Regions from separate parts of the Mus musculus genome. Here region 2 is linked to region 1. Evidence: chromatin contacts called from ENCODE Hi-C or POLR2A ChIA-PET data. All regions are on one chromosome and are shown on one strand. The core of a region is the stretch at or near the end of the contact, and the rest is flanking DNA. Distances in the headings are between cores, read along the strand shown. Region 1 holds the start of Gpatch4 (G patch domain containing 4). Region 2 holds the start of Iqgap3 (IQ motif containing GTPase activating protein 3).

Evidence for each region. Hi-C counts contacts between places; a loop is a spot of excess contacts on that map. ChIA-PET counts read pairs that join two places held with the same protein, here RNA polymerase II (POLR2A).
Region 2: a map of heart shows a loop between it and region 1 (2.3-fold over the local background). The contact joins the promoter of Iqgap3 here to the promoter of Gpatch4 in region 1. A Hi-C loop is called at or near these places in 3 of 37 maps with a recorded cell type or tissue (heart, mouse embryonic stem cell and mouse trophoblast stem cell). POLR2A ChIA-PET finds 5 or more read pairs at or near these places in 4 of 5 experiments (Patski and embryonic stem cell).

What each region holds. Positions count from the first base shown.
Region 1 is chr3:88,039,909-88,046,678 of GRCm38, reverse strand. It overlaps Gpatch4 (G patch domain containing 4), which reads right to left and starts at 3,573. Exons shown (of 8, transcript NM_001110809.2): 1 at 3,500-3,573.
Region 2 is chr3:88,079,312-88,086,081 of GRCm38, reverse strand. Iqgap3 (IQ motif containing GTPase activating protein 3) reads right to left here and starts at 4,031. Exons shown (of 38, transcript NM_001033484.1): 1 at 3,990-4,031; 2 at 2,064-2,151. The coding sequence starts at 4,026.

The sequences.
Region 1 (6,770 bases), core at 2,324-4,823:
GCTCAAGCCAAGGTAAATGAGGAGGCCCTTGGGAACATAGTGACCCTTGTACCAGGCTAGGAGGTTACAAGCCCCTGAGACTGAGTGTCCAGAATACCAGCATGCAGGTTCTATGTTGAGGTGGGGGTTAACTTTTATTTTGATCACCTTGTAGTCTTTTAAACCCTTGGTCTCTGAGGCCAGGTCCACATCTTGCCTTCCAGTCATTTGCCTGCCCTTCTGTGGTAGTCCTTGTGTTAAGCTGGTAGAATGGAATCAGTCATTAATCTTTGTGTCCTGCCTTGGCTGGGGCCATATAGGAGCAGCTTAGCTCTAAGGCCCAGAGAACCTTTATCCTCTTTCTCCTTGAAGGAGAGAAATTGAACTGGTAAAAACAGCATCCTCTGCAGCATGGGAAGAAGAAAATAAAAATCTCCTTTCCAAAAAAAAAAAAAAAAAAAACCAGGCAAGGTGGTGTGCACATGTAACTCCGTCCCAAAAATCAGGCGGTTAACTCCTGAGCTTGACCTCTGGCCTCGATATGCACGCACCCACCACACACATTTGTTCACATTGACATTTCAAGCAAGCAAACAAACACCCCAGGGGCTGGAGAGATGGCTTAGTGGTTAAGAGCACTGGCTGCTCTTCCAGAGGACCTGGGTTTGATTCCCAGCACCCATAGCACAACTCAGAACCTTCAGTTCCAGGGGATTAGGTACCCCCTTCTGGTCTCCTCAGGGAACCAGTCATACATGTGGCACACAGACATACAAGCAGGCAAAACACCTGTATACAAGAACTCTTTTTTGGTTTGTTTATTTATTGAATTAAGCCACTAAATCTGTAGTAATTTGTTTTGTAGCAATGAAGCTAATGCACAAGAGAGTGGCTGATAATAGGCTATTAGAAGAGAGGAAGTTATTGATATGATGTATAAAACAAGTTTTGGGGCCTGGAGAGATCACTCAATGGTTAAGAGCACTTACTGCTCTTGCAGAGAACACGGGTTTGGTTTTCAGCAAGAACAAGGCAGTTTACATCTCCCCACACCTCTTAGCATCCAGCATGCATTGGATGTACATAATACAAGTAGACAAAAACACTTGTATACATTAAATAATAAATGAATTTTAAAAAATTAAATAGCCAGTTATAGCACACCTTTAATCCCAGCACCAGGGAGGCAAAGGCAGGTGAATTTCGGTGAGTTTAAGACCAACCTGGTCTACAAAGTGAGTTCCAAGACAGCCAGAGCTGTTAAACAGAGAAACCCTGACTCAAAAAAAAAAAAATAATCAAAATAAAATAATAAAACAGTTCTGCCAGCCCTGTATAGTAGTGCACATCTTTAATCTCAATACTTAGGAAACAGACTAAGATCTCAGTGAGCTGGAGGCCAGCCACTTTTACATATGTCCCAGGTCAGTAAAGGGGGCTTTGTAAAAGCCTGTCTCAAATATAGATAGATAGATAGATAGATAGATAGATAGATAGATAGATAGATAGATAGATAATCAGTTCTATCAGTTTCAAAATGTGATCCAGGGCCCCCTTTGGGCTGGGACTTTTCCAGAGGCCTATGATGTCAACGTCTTTTCTCAGAAATCCTCCCACATTATTCCTCCCCCCCTTTTTTTATTTTTTGAGACAGGTTTCTTTGTGTAGCCTTGGCTGTCCTGGAACTAGCTCTGTATACAAGGCTGACCTCAAAGGCATGCACCACAAATGCCTGGCTCCCTCTATTTCTCATGACTGCATAGACTGTGTAGTTTCCCAGGTACCACACCAGTGATAACGATGCTTTGTTAAGGGACTATGCTCTTGTGTACTCTGGTGTCTAGGAATACTCTTCAATTCTGCATAGCTAAATGCCCCAAAGCTCACAAAACCTTATAAAATGGAGGCAGGGTGTTAGCAATCGTGACAGTCGAGTTTAGGAAGAATCACATGTCTATCCACCTTTCCATTAGGAAGGATGATTGCATGAAGCCCAAATGAAACGGAACTGTGAATACAGCAACACAAAAACGGGGTAAAGAAGTGGTCTTCTTGACCAAAGTGTGGACACTTAACCCCTTCCTAGAAATGGGAACAAAACACCCATGGAAGGAGCTACAGAGACAAAATTTGGAGCTGTGACAAAAAGATGAACCATCTAGTGATTGCCATATGCAGGGATCCATCCCATAATCAGCTTCCAAACGCTGACACCATTGCACACACTAGCAAAATTTTGCTGAAAGGACCCAGATATAGCTCTCTCTTGTGAGACTATGCCGGGGCCTAGCAAACACAGAAGTGGATGCTCACAGTCAGCTATTGGATGGATCACACGGCCCCCAATGCAGGAGCTAGAGATATTACCCAAGGAGCTAAAGGGATCTGCAACCCTATAGGTGGAACAACAATATGAACTAAGCAGTACTCCGGAGCTCTTGTCTCTAGCTGCATATGCATCAAAAGATGGCCTAGTCGGCCATCACTGGAAAGAGAGGCCCATTGGACTTGCCAACTTTAGATGTCCCAGTACAGGGGAACGCCAGGGCCAAAAAGGGGGAGTGGGTGGGTAGGGAATTGGGGGGGGTGGATATGGGGGACCTTTGGGATAGCATTGAAAATGTAAACGAGGAAAATACCTAATTAAAAAAAAATTAAAAAAAAAAAAGAAGTGGTCTTCTTGGATTTTTTTTGTTTTTGAGGGCTTACTAATTAGCCTGGCTAGCCTGGGTTACACTGGCCTGCCTCTCTCCCAGGTGCTACCTTGCTTCTTGAAATGGAAACAGAAGTAAAATTTAGATGCTGAGGTCACCATGCAAATACCACTTATTATAAATACCAAATTATTTCTGACTATTTTAACAGTAAGAATAATCATACCCCACACTTGTAGTGCATTGACTCACCACGAACCTGCTATTAACTGCTTCACATGGATTGTCTCATTGATGCCTGCCAACATCTTATAAGAAGGTATTACTTAGCCTTAATTTACAAAGAAGAAATCGAACACTGCTAATTCGAACACCAAACAACTGGCAAGTAGTGGATCCAGGATTGGTAGTGAAGCATTTCATGAGCAACTCACTGCTTTGTACCTTTACAGCTTCTTTCTTCTGCTGTAAGCCTTCCCCACATTCTATTTCTCATCACAGTAATTCAAAACCACACTTCCCGGAAGGCGGAGGCAAGCTTTATTTCCCAGCCCTTGAGAATCGTTCAGCGTTTCTGGACTGAAATGAGTGACACAGTAGGAATCGTTTTTTAACGCACTTGCAATGGGCCGGCGTGGGCAGACGCAGCCTGATCTGCGAAGGCTGCAAGTACACTGAGACGCGGTCTCCTTTCCAGCCAGTTTCCAGGGATGTCCAGAGCCACCCGTTTGCAGCAGCCTAGAGGACCAGCCGCCGCCTTTTCCTCCGGTTATAAATCCAAGCCCCGCAGCCACAGAGTCAGCAGGGTGGAACTACTCTCCGATCTTCGCCCTTGCTCCCGCCCCTGGGGAAAGCAAGCTCCTTACCGTCAGTGTACAGTCCTCTCCGTGGAAGCACGTGTGACACCCGACTTGGGTGCAGCCATCTTCCCGGAAGTGAACTTTGGCCCTTCTAGGATGCAGAAACCATAGAGACGTCCTGACAGTAGCCACTCCCCTGGATGTTTGCCACGGAAACTGAGTTCCAGGCTGGGTGCTAGTTTCCTTCCTGCAGTTGTTGGAAGCCAATGCGCCGCCCTAACCTCTGTTTCGGGTCCCCCACCCCCACCCCCACCCCCGACCCTATCCTGAGCTTTCCGGAGTTAGTGCCTCCCTTGAGGCAAGGACACTCAGGCTCTGCGTAGCGGGATCAGCACTGGTTGCACACTACCTTGTCCCTTTCGTACTGGGAACACAAGAACACTTAAGACTCGACCCTTAACTTGGAGGAGCATGTAGACTTGCTCCAAGAAGAGGAGACGAAAAGGGGTCCAGGGCACCGGAGCTGCAAGTACACCATTCCCACCAGCAGTTGTAGGCTTCTGCGGCCGGCCGGCCGCCCAAAAACAAGGGAAAAGAGCGTTTCATATTGCCTCCCCATATGGGAATAGCCATTTGCTTGTTATCTAGAACGCAATTACGGCAAAGGATATAATAAAGAAAATACACTGAGGGCAGAAGAGATAGCTAACCCATTAAGAGTGTTTCAGATTGAGTTCCCAGCACCCATATGGATTCCAGAGGATCCAACACCTTCTAACTTCTGAACTGCAGATGCATACATGCAGGCAACGCACACACACATATAAAATTACATCCTTAACAATTAATTAAAAAGAAAAGAAATTACAGTGGGGGATCTTCAAGAGCATCCAAGTCTAGTTACCAGTATCCATGTTGGGTGGTGACACATGCCTTTAATCCCAGCACTCGGGAGGCAGAGGCAGACGGATTTCTGAGTTCGAGGCCAGCCTGGTCTACAAAGTGAGTTCCAGGACAGCCACGGCTATACAGAGAAACCCTGTCTCGAAAAACAAAACAAAACAAAAACAACAACAAAAAAAGATGCACAGTATCCATGTTGGGTATTCACAGGTACCTGTAAACTCCAACTCCTGGGGACCCATGGCCTCTGCTGGTATCTATAAACATATACACAGGCCCACTCACAGAAACACATAATTAAAAATGAATCTTTAAAAAAGCAAAACAGAACAAAACAAAACAAAACCCATGATAGCAGAAACAGAGATGCAATGGGTGAATTCTGAAAATCATCCTACTACCCTGACCATGTCAAGAGAACGGGAGTCTTTTGTAACAAAAGAGTTATCTGGTCACATCTGTGTATCATTTGTGTGAGGCCCATATTAGGATAGTGTCTTAATTGTTGTGAAGGAACAACATGACCAAGGCAACTCTTCTAAGGAAAAAAAATTTAATTGGGGCTGGATTACAATTTCAGAGGTTCAGTTCATTATCATCGTGGTGGGAGGCATGGCAGCCTGCAGGCAGACATGGTGCTGGAGGAGCTGAGAGTTCTACATCTTAATCCAAAGGCAGGAGACAGGGACTGCCTTCTGCAGGCAGCCAGGAGGAGACTGGAATTCCACATTGAGCAGAGCTTAATCATGGGAGACACACACATCCTCTGCCAAGGCCACATCAATTCTAACAAGGCCACACCTCCTAATATTGCCATTCATTTTGGGCCAAACATTCAAACACATGATTCTATGGGGGCCAAACCTATTCAAATTCAAATCACCACAGGCAAATAGGAGCATCTCACTATCCTGCTAACCAATACATTTTTATAGCACCTCCTATAGTAGTTTGAGTACAAATGTCGCTAGGCTCTTATGTTTAAATTCTTGGTCCCCAGGTGGTGGAACTGTTGGGAAAGATTAGGAGGCATGGCCTTGATGGAGGAGCAGTGTCACTTTGAGGTTTCAAAATCCAATGTCATTCCCAATACTTTTCTCTCTGTCTTGTGCCTGTGGATCAGACATGAGCTCTCAGCTACTACTCCAGTGCTGTGTCTGCCTGTTTGCTTCTGTGCTCTTTCACGGTGGTCATGAACTCTAATCCAAAAAGGAATAGACAAGGCCAGCATGTCCTTAGATCCAGCTCTAGGTGTTTGCAGAGGGTATCACAGATGCTTGGTGTGTGTTATGGTGTGCATGTGTGCATGCCTGTGTTCATAGCACGTGGAAGGTGAAACCAGGAGAATCAGGAGTTTAAAGTCATACTTAGCTCTTCAGCAATTTCAAGGCCAGTCTGGTTACATGAAAACCGGTCTTAAGGGCAGAGCCAAGCCCATGCTCATGGATCACAGGTCATGTGGAGCCCAGTTGTTAAAGAATCGATCCTTCTGCCTTTATCCTTGCTGTTTTGCCTCTCTATTGGTTTCCTTGTTGCTTTATGAACAAAAGAGTTTTGCTACATAGTCCTGGCTAGCCTAGAACTTACTTTGTAAATCATGTTAGCCTTGAATTTGTAGCAATCTTTTGCCTCTACCTTTCCCCATCACCAAGCCCAGTCACACATTGTGGGTTTTACTGCTGAGATTTTACAGACAGGCTCTCAATTTCCTTCTTTTCTACTGGAATCAGGCATGATGGGACATACTTTATAATCCCACGTGACTTGGGAAGCTGGGGCAGGGGGATGGCTACAATCTCTAGGTTAGCCTGAGGTATGTAAAAAGACTATGTGGAAAGAAAGAAGGAGAGAGAGAGGAGAGAGAGGAAGAAGAAGAAGAAAGAGGAGGAGGAGGAGGAGGAGAAGAAGAAGAAGAAGAAGAAAGAGGAGGAGGAGGAGGAGGAGGAGGAGAAGAAGAAGAAGAAGAAGAAGAGGAAGAGGAAGAAGAAGAGGAAGAGGAAGAGGAAAAGAGAGAGAGAGAGAGAGAGAGAGAGAGAGAGAGAGAGAGAGAGAGAGAAAGAAAAAGAAAAAGAAAAAGAAAAAGAAAAAGAAAAAGAAAAAGAAAAAGAAAAAGAAAAAAAATTGCTGGACAAGGTGGTTTATGACTTTAATCCCAGAATTCAAGAGGCAAAGACAGGCAGATCTCTGTGAGTTCAAGGCCTCTCTGGTCTACAGATTAAGTACCAAGACAGTCAAACTTGTATAGTTAGATCCTATCTTTAAAAGAAAAAAAAAGTTAGGTGCATAGAAAGAAGGTTAGAGAGATGACTGGGTGGTTAAGAGCCCTTGTCTTTCTTGTAGAGGACCTTGGTTCTGAATTTCATTCCCAGCATGCATTTAGTAGCTCATCAACTATCTATTTCTAGAGGACAATTAACCCTCTTCTGGCCATCTT
Region 2 (6,770 bases), core at 2,782-5,281, 39 kb before region 1:
CATCCCTTTTGACCTGACACTCCATCCCTTCCCTACCCTATTGGCTTGCTGATCCCCAATTTCCCCAGGCTGCCACAGAGGCCTGAATAGGCCAACCCTTTCCCTCATTCACCTTGGAAAGCCTCCCTGGGTGGCTCCCATACCTGCCTGCTGTAGCTGGTCTTTGCTACTTTACATGTTCTTCTTTTTTTCACCCTTTCTCCCCCTCCCCCTCCCAGTTTGATGGGGGGGTGGGGGAGAGAGATCTCTTAATCTAATTTCTTTTTAACTATGGCTATTAACAAACTACAACCAACCCCCATGAACAACCATCACCAATGCCTCTTAAAGCCCTCACTCTCTGAAAAGGTCCCAGAATTCCAAACAACACGCAATGGCAGAAACTATATGCAGCTGTTGAAACCACGCCTCTGCTAGAGCAGGAGGCAAATCATAGTCAGCTGTTGTGGGCAGTCAAAGCACACCCCCCCCCCCCCCCCGCGCGCGCACGCACGCACGCACACACACACACACACACCCCCCCCCCCACCTGGGATAAAATGAAAGCACAGTCTTACAATATGTCTGTATTTTTATAGAAAACAGCTGAGCATGGTGGGACATGCCTTTAATCCCAGCAGAGGCAGAGGAGGCAGAGGCAGAGGGATCCCAATGAATTCCAGGCCAGTCTGGTCTACAAAGCAAGTCCAGGACAGCCAGGGTTGATTACACCAAAAAAATCCTGTCTCAAAAAAACAAGACCAAACCAAAAAACCCAAAATTCTAAAACTGTCACTACAGCCTGACTTCATGGAGGTATAGCCAGACTCTTACCCTGATGTGTAAGGTAACCTCTCACTTTGTCTGGCTACACACCTGACTCAAACCAAATGGGCTCTGCCATTTCTCTCATTGTTTATGGTTCTGAGAACTTAGGTACAGAAAGCTCATGTCTGATGAAATGATTTCCTCAGTTCACCTCTGAGACTCCACTGCATTCTGTAGAAATGAGGCCAGCATCACCGGTCTTCAGTGGGCAGCTGCCAGGATCAGGGAGCTATCAGTCTGAGCACACTTTGAATATAAATGCATTTTACTGCTGGAGGTTATACAAGTCAGGCACAGTGACTCCCTAAACAGACTCTCCAGATATTGAGGTCTACAGATAGTATGTTTCCAAAGGGAGCCAAGCAGATCTTATTTCGAGCTGTCCTTGCTAGACATCTGATTTCCTATCTGCTTCATCCTATCTTCTTTTTGGAAAACATTAACAGAGACTATTGGCTAAGAAAAAAAAAGGGGGGGTGGCGCTGGAGAGATGGCTCAGAGGTAAAAGGTTCCAATTCTGATTCCAGCATCTGAATGGCGGCTCACGCATCTGTAACTCTAGTTCCAGTGGATCTGATAACCCCTCTGGCCTCCAAGGGCACCAGACATGCACACGGTACACAGACAAACATATAGGCAAAACAATCATATACATTAAGTTAAATTTTAAAAACAAATTTTTTTAAGGAAATAAAAAGGGAGTGGAAAATGACTCAACAGGTCAGAGTGCTAGCCACACAGGCATGGGGGCCTGAGCTCAAAGCCCTGCACCCACATAAAACCCCAGGCATAGCCACAAGTACTGGTGACCCCAGCAGCCTAGCTCCAGGTTCAGTGAGAGACCTTGTCTAAGGAAAATATGGCGTCTTCTATTGAGCCTGAAACTAATCAAGACTTTGTTTTGTTTTCTTTTTCGCTTTTTTTTTTTTTCTTCTTTCTGAGACAGAGTTTCTCTGTGTAGCCCTGGCTGTCAGGGACCTCTGTAGACCAGGCTGGCTTTGAACTCAGAGATCTGCCTGCCTCTGCCTCCCCAGTAGTGGCACTTTACTGAGCCACCTCCTTTGGGCTGACCTTGATTTTTTTTTTTTTTTAATCCTCTTACCTCCTAAGCACTGAGACTACAGGGGTGTGGTCTCATGCATGGCTAGACAAAACTATTTTAACTTGCCCTTTCCAGCAGCACAGCCCCTTGTCTGTTTGCATTTGCTCTGGGGACAGGTGACTGGAATCAGGTAGGAGAAGTGGACCCTGCTTACCGCTTGGCTTCCTCCAGCCGGCAGAGGTACTGATAGGCGACATTCTGTCGCCTCTGCTCATCCATTTCCTCAGCTGTGAGGCGCTCATCTAAATCGTGAGGGGAGACAAGGCAAGGAATGCAGCGTTAGATAGGAAACCCAGCACCCACGCTGGGCTGGGCAGCTCACAACTACCAATGCCCACTTCTGGCTTCTGTGGGCACCCATACACACAAGGTGTATATTCACACAGACACGTGCACATAAATAAAAATGGATCTTGGGCAGTGGTGGTGCATGTCCATAATCCCAGCACTCGGGAGGCAGAGGCAGGCGGATTTCTGAGTTCAAGGCCAGCCTGGTCTACAGAGTGAGTTCCAGGACAGCCAGGGCTATACAGTGAAACCCTGTCTCAACAAAAAAAGAAAGAAAAAAAAATCTTCAGAGACAAGAATTTGAGGCCAGCCTGGTCTACAGAGTGAGTTCCAGGACTACACAGAGAAACCCTGTCTCGAAAAACCAAAAAATAAAAAATAAATAAAAATGGATCATAAAAAAACCAAAAACCAAGACAGGGACCTCAGCTCTGAACATATTCCCTCAGCAGTCCCCTCAGAGCACAGAAACCCTCTCCGTGCCCCAGTTCTTCCCAGTGTACCCATTATCAGGGAGCATCCTGCAGCCTTCTGTACCAGAGACATTTCCTTGTCTCCTATGCAGCCAGTCATCTTCCCATCTTTCTCATGAACCCCCTTCACTGTCATCCTTGGGAGCATGGCTGACATCATCAACCATTAGCGCAGTCATTCATTCATGCCAGACCTTTCTGGGCTACGGAGTACTCCTATTTTGCCTTAGCCACAGTCTTACTACCTCTCTATGTTTTTCATGGGGAACACACTATAAACATAAACACGGGACAGCTGCGCACAGGAGCAACGAACAACCGAGCTCAGAGAATACGCAAGAGACAGCATGGTCTCTCTGTCTTTGACTGGGCACTCCAGTCATTTTTATTCCTTATCCCATTTCCTCATCTTGGATATCCTGCAGTATGACTTCAGGAAGGGCTGGGCTTATTTGAATTGGCAGTTCAACAGACACACGCTTCCAAATACAGATTTGAAAGTGCTGGCCAACAGCAGAAAAATCCCCTGATTGCTCTGAGGGAGTTTACAAAGGAACAAGAGTTGGTTGTTGAAGCATGGAAAATAAACCAGTAAGTGAGTGACATCACCTCAGAGTTATGAATTGGGAACTCAGCGAGGTGGAATGGGAGGGGCCTTGAGCAAGGGAGGCGCTAGCCTCCTGCCTGCACACACGCCCACATACCAGAGTGTCTCAAAAACAAACAAACAAACAAACAAACAGGTTTCCTGGAGCTTCCGTTCCTTCATGAGGTGGATGGACATTGTTTTTCATTCAGATGGTCAGGTGGAATCCTTTCCACCCTCCCCACCAACCCGAGTTTTTCTCAGCCCGAGTTACCATGTTTCAGGTAGCCCAGGCTGTCCTCTCTATACTATGTAGCTAACAATGACCATGAACTTTTGACCTTCGGCCTCCACTTTGCAACTGTTGGAATTACTGGAGTGCGCTGCCAAACCGGCCCTCCGGGTTCTGCATTTTAAAAAAGCGTCCAGGTGATCAGGCGTCAAGTCATTTGGGAGGCAGCGTCTCAATGCGGAATCCCGTCCCGTGGCACTTTTTGGCAAATACAGTAACTGCTGAGTTTTAAGGGGCCATTTAGATCATCTAGACTCCTCCACCCTGGAGCCCCAGAAACTGGGAAAAAGGGAGTGCGCCCTTTGAAGGGTTTGCAGCTCAGTTACCTGGAGCACACTTCGGCGAATTCCCGGGGGAGCAGTGCTCCGGGCAGCCAATCCCGCGAAAACCAAGCCCCGCCAGCAGCACCCCGCTCCACCCTCAGATCCTTCCCGCACTCACAGGCTGTCCGAGCTCGGCCTGCCGCGCACGGCTCCATGTTCCTTCTCCTGCCAGTTTTGAATCTCCCGCCGCTGGGACACCACCCCTCACTGCGGTCACGCCGGGATGGGACGCTTCCCGTTCGTGCCGCAGGGAACCCTGGGTTTTGTAGTTCCTCTTAGAGATCGTGAGCTAGCTTAGGTCAGTTTCTTGATTTGCTTTCTCTAAGGCCCCGCTGCTCATCTGGCTTTTTAACAAATAGTCCTTGCAGCTGCCCTTCCTTTCACTAACCTGTCCTACTTCCTATAGAATTCCTGGGCCTCCCTGTGTGCTATTTGGTGTTTTACTCTGAACTAGATGACAAATGCAGGGATATACATGTTCTAGACTAGTGCTGTTACAGCAACAACAGATAGCACAGTCAAAAGCTTGGAGGTCTATGCCGCACAGAGGGAAAGATCCACTGCAGTGGAGGCAGAGACCTTCCTAGTGAAGGCTTCAGCTGATCTTGAGCAGGACAGAAAAACAGATTAATTAAAAGGGTGTGGGAAGGGAAAGGAGGTCCCGCCACCATGGAGTCTGGTTGAAATCGCCAGCTAAGGGTTGGGGCTGGAGAGATGGATCAGCGGTTAAGACCACGGGCTGCTTTTCCAGAGAATTCGGGTTCAATTCCCCGCATCCATATAATAGCTTACAACTGTCCCAACTACAGCCTCAGGGGGTCCGACATCCTCACACAAACATACATGCAGGCAAAACACCAATGCACATAAAATAAAAGTAACTAAATAAGTCATTTTAAAAAAAAAGAGAGATGGCTCAGCAGTTAAGAGCACTGACTGCTCTTCTGAGCCACCAACCACATGGTGGCTCACAACCATCCATAATGAGATCTGATGCCCTCTTCTGGTGTGTCTGAAGGCAGCTACAATGTACTTACATATAATAAATAAATAAATAAATAAATAAATCTTTAAAAGAAAAAAAAAAAAAACTTCTCCTGGAGTGGCACATTCTTTTAATACTAGGGGAGGCAGAGGCAGGAAGATCTCTGTGAGTTTGAGGCCAACTCTGGTCCACAGAGCAAGTTTCAGGACAGTCAGGGCTACACAGAGAAACAGGGTCTTGAAAAACAAACAACAAACAAAAGACTTCCTACACAACTAACAAAGTCAATGTGAAGATTATTTATAGAGATAATATTCCTTCTATACAGAAATATTTCAAATGACACAATATGAGGAATAAATATGACAACACTTTATACACATATATGAAATTGCTCCTTTTCTCCATTTTGTATACTCCAGGGTCCCCTGTCCAGGGAATGGCCCCACCCACAATTAAAAAGGGTCTACCTAATCAATTAACATGGCCAAGATAATCTCTCACAGGCAAGCTCTTTTTTTTTCTTTTTTCTTTTTTGTAATAGTGAAGGACTGGCTATAGATCCTCTTTGAGTGTCTGGTAGAATTCGTCTGTGAATCCATCTGGCCTTGGATTCTTTATTTAGCTCCTCTTGTCTCTCTAACTTCTGGAGCCATTCTTTCTGATCCTTTAATACAGGCATCTTATAGATTCCCCCTGTAGGGCTGCTTTCCATGTGTGCCAGAGGTGTCCTTGGTTTAGTTACAGGGAGATTGATTGATTGATTGATTTCTTCATTAACTCCAGTGATGAGTTGTTAAATCTCCATGAGTTTGCATATTGACTAGAAATTTTTGGTGTCAATTTCAAGTTTTATTGCATTGTGTTCTGATAGGATATAAGGAGTTATTTCCATCTTCCTGAATATATAAAGACCTGTTTTGTGTCCCAGATATGGTCTACTTTAGAAAAGTTTCCATGCCTGGCTGAGTGGAATGTTCTGTAGATGTCTGTTAAGTCCATTAGATGTATGATGTCAATGAATTGTGTTTCTGTTTATTTTTTGTCCAGATGACACAAGAAGGGTACTGAAATCAGCTATTAATGGATTGAAGATAATTTGTCTTTAAATACAGTAGTAGACTTTTAAAAATGAAATTGGGCACCGCAGAGCTGGGTTTAGAATAGTGACATCTCTTTGGTTAATTGTCCCTTTGGTTAGGATGAAGTGTCCCCCTTATCTCTTTTGACTTGTTTTAGTTTGAGGTGTTTTGTCAGTTATTAGGATATTGATACCTGCTTCTTCCTGGTTCTGTTTGATGGAGTACTTTGTCCACCCTTTTAGCAGTGCCTATCTTTACAGCTAAGATGCATTTCTTGGCAGTAACAGATAGATGGATTTGGGGAGTTTTGTTTGATTATTTTTAAATTTTATTTATTTTATTTATAAGAGTACACTGTAGCTGTCTTCAGACACACCAGAAGAGGGTGTCAGATCTCATTACAGATGGTTGTGAGCTACCATGTGGCTGCAGAGAATTGAACTCAGGACCTCTGGAAGAGGAGTCAGTGCTCTTAACCACTGAGCCATCTCTCTAGCCCCTGGCTTTTGTCAGTCTGTGTCTTTTGAAGAGTTGATTCCACTGGCATTTAAAGTTATCATTGAAATGTATGTGTTAATCGTGACCACGTTGATTGTTGGTGCTGCTTGTATTGTCAGTGATGTGGAAGGAGATTCGAGGACATGGTGGGTGTGGCACTGAAGGGAACTGGATGCTGGTTCAGAATGACAGAGGATCTGGGAGAGAGCCCCTTAGGACCTTGGCTGAGAACACTTTCAGGCCCTCCCACCCCCGCCCCCTATTTTCCTCAAGGAAAGCCTACTGAGTATGGGACCACTCTGTGGCCTACTTGGCCTGGACAGGCTGTGCTAGC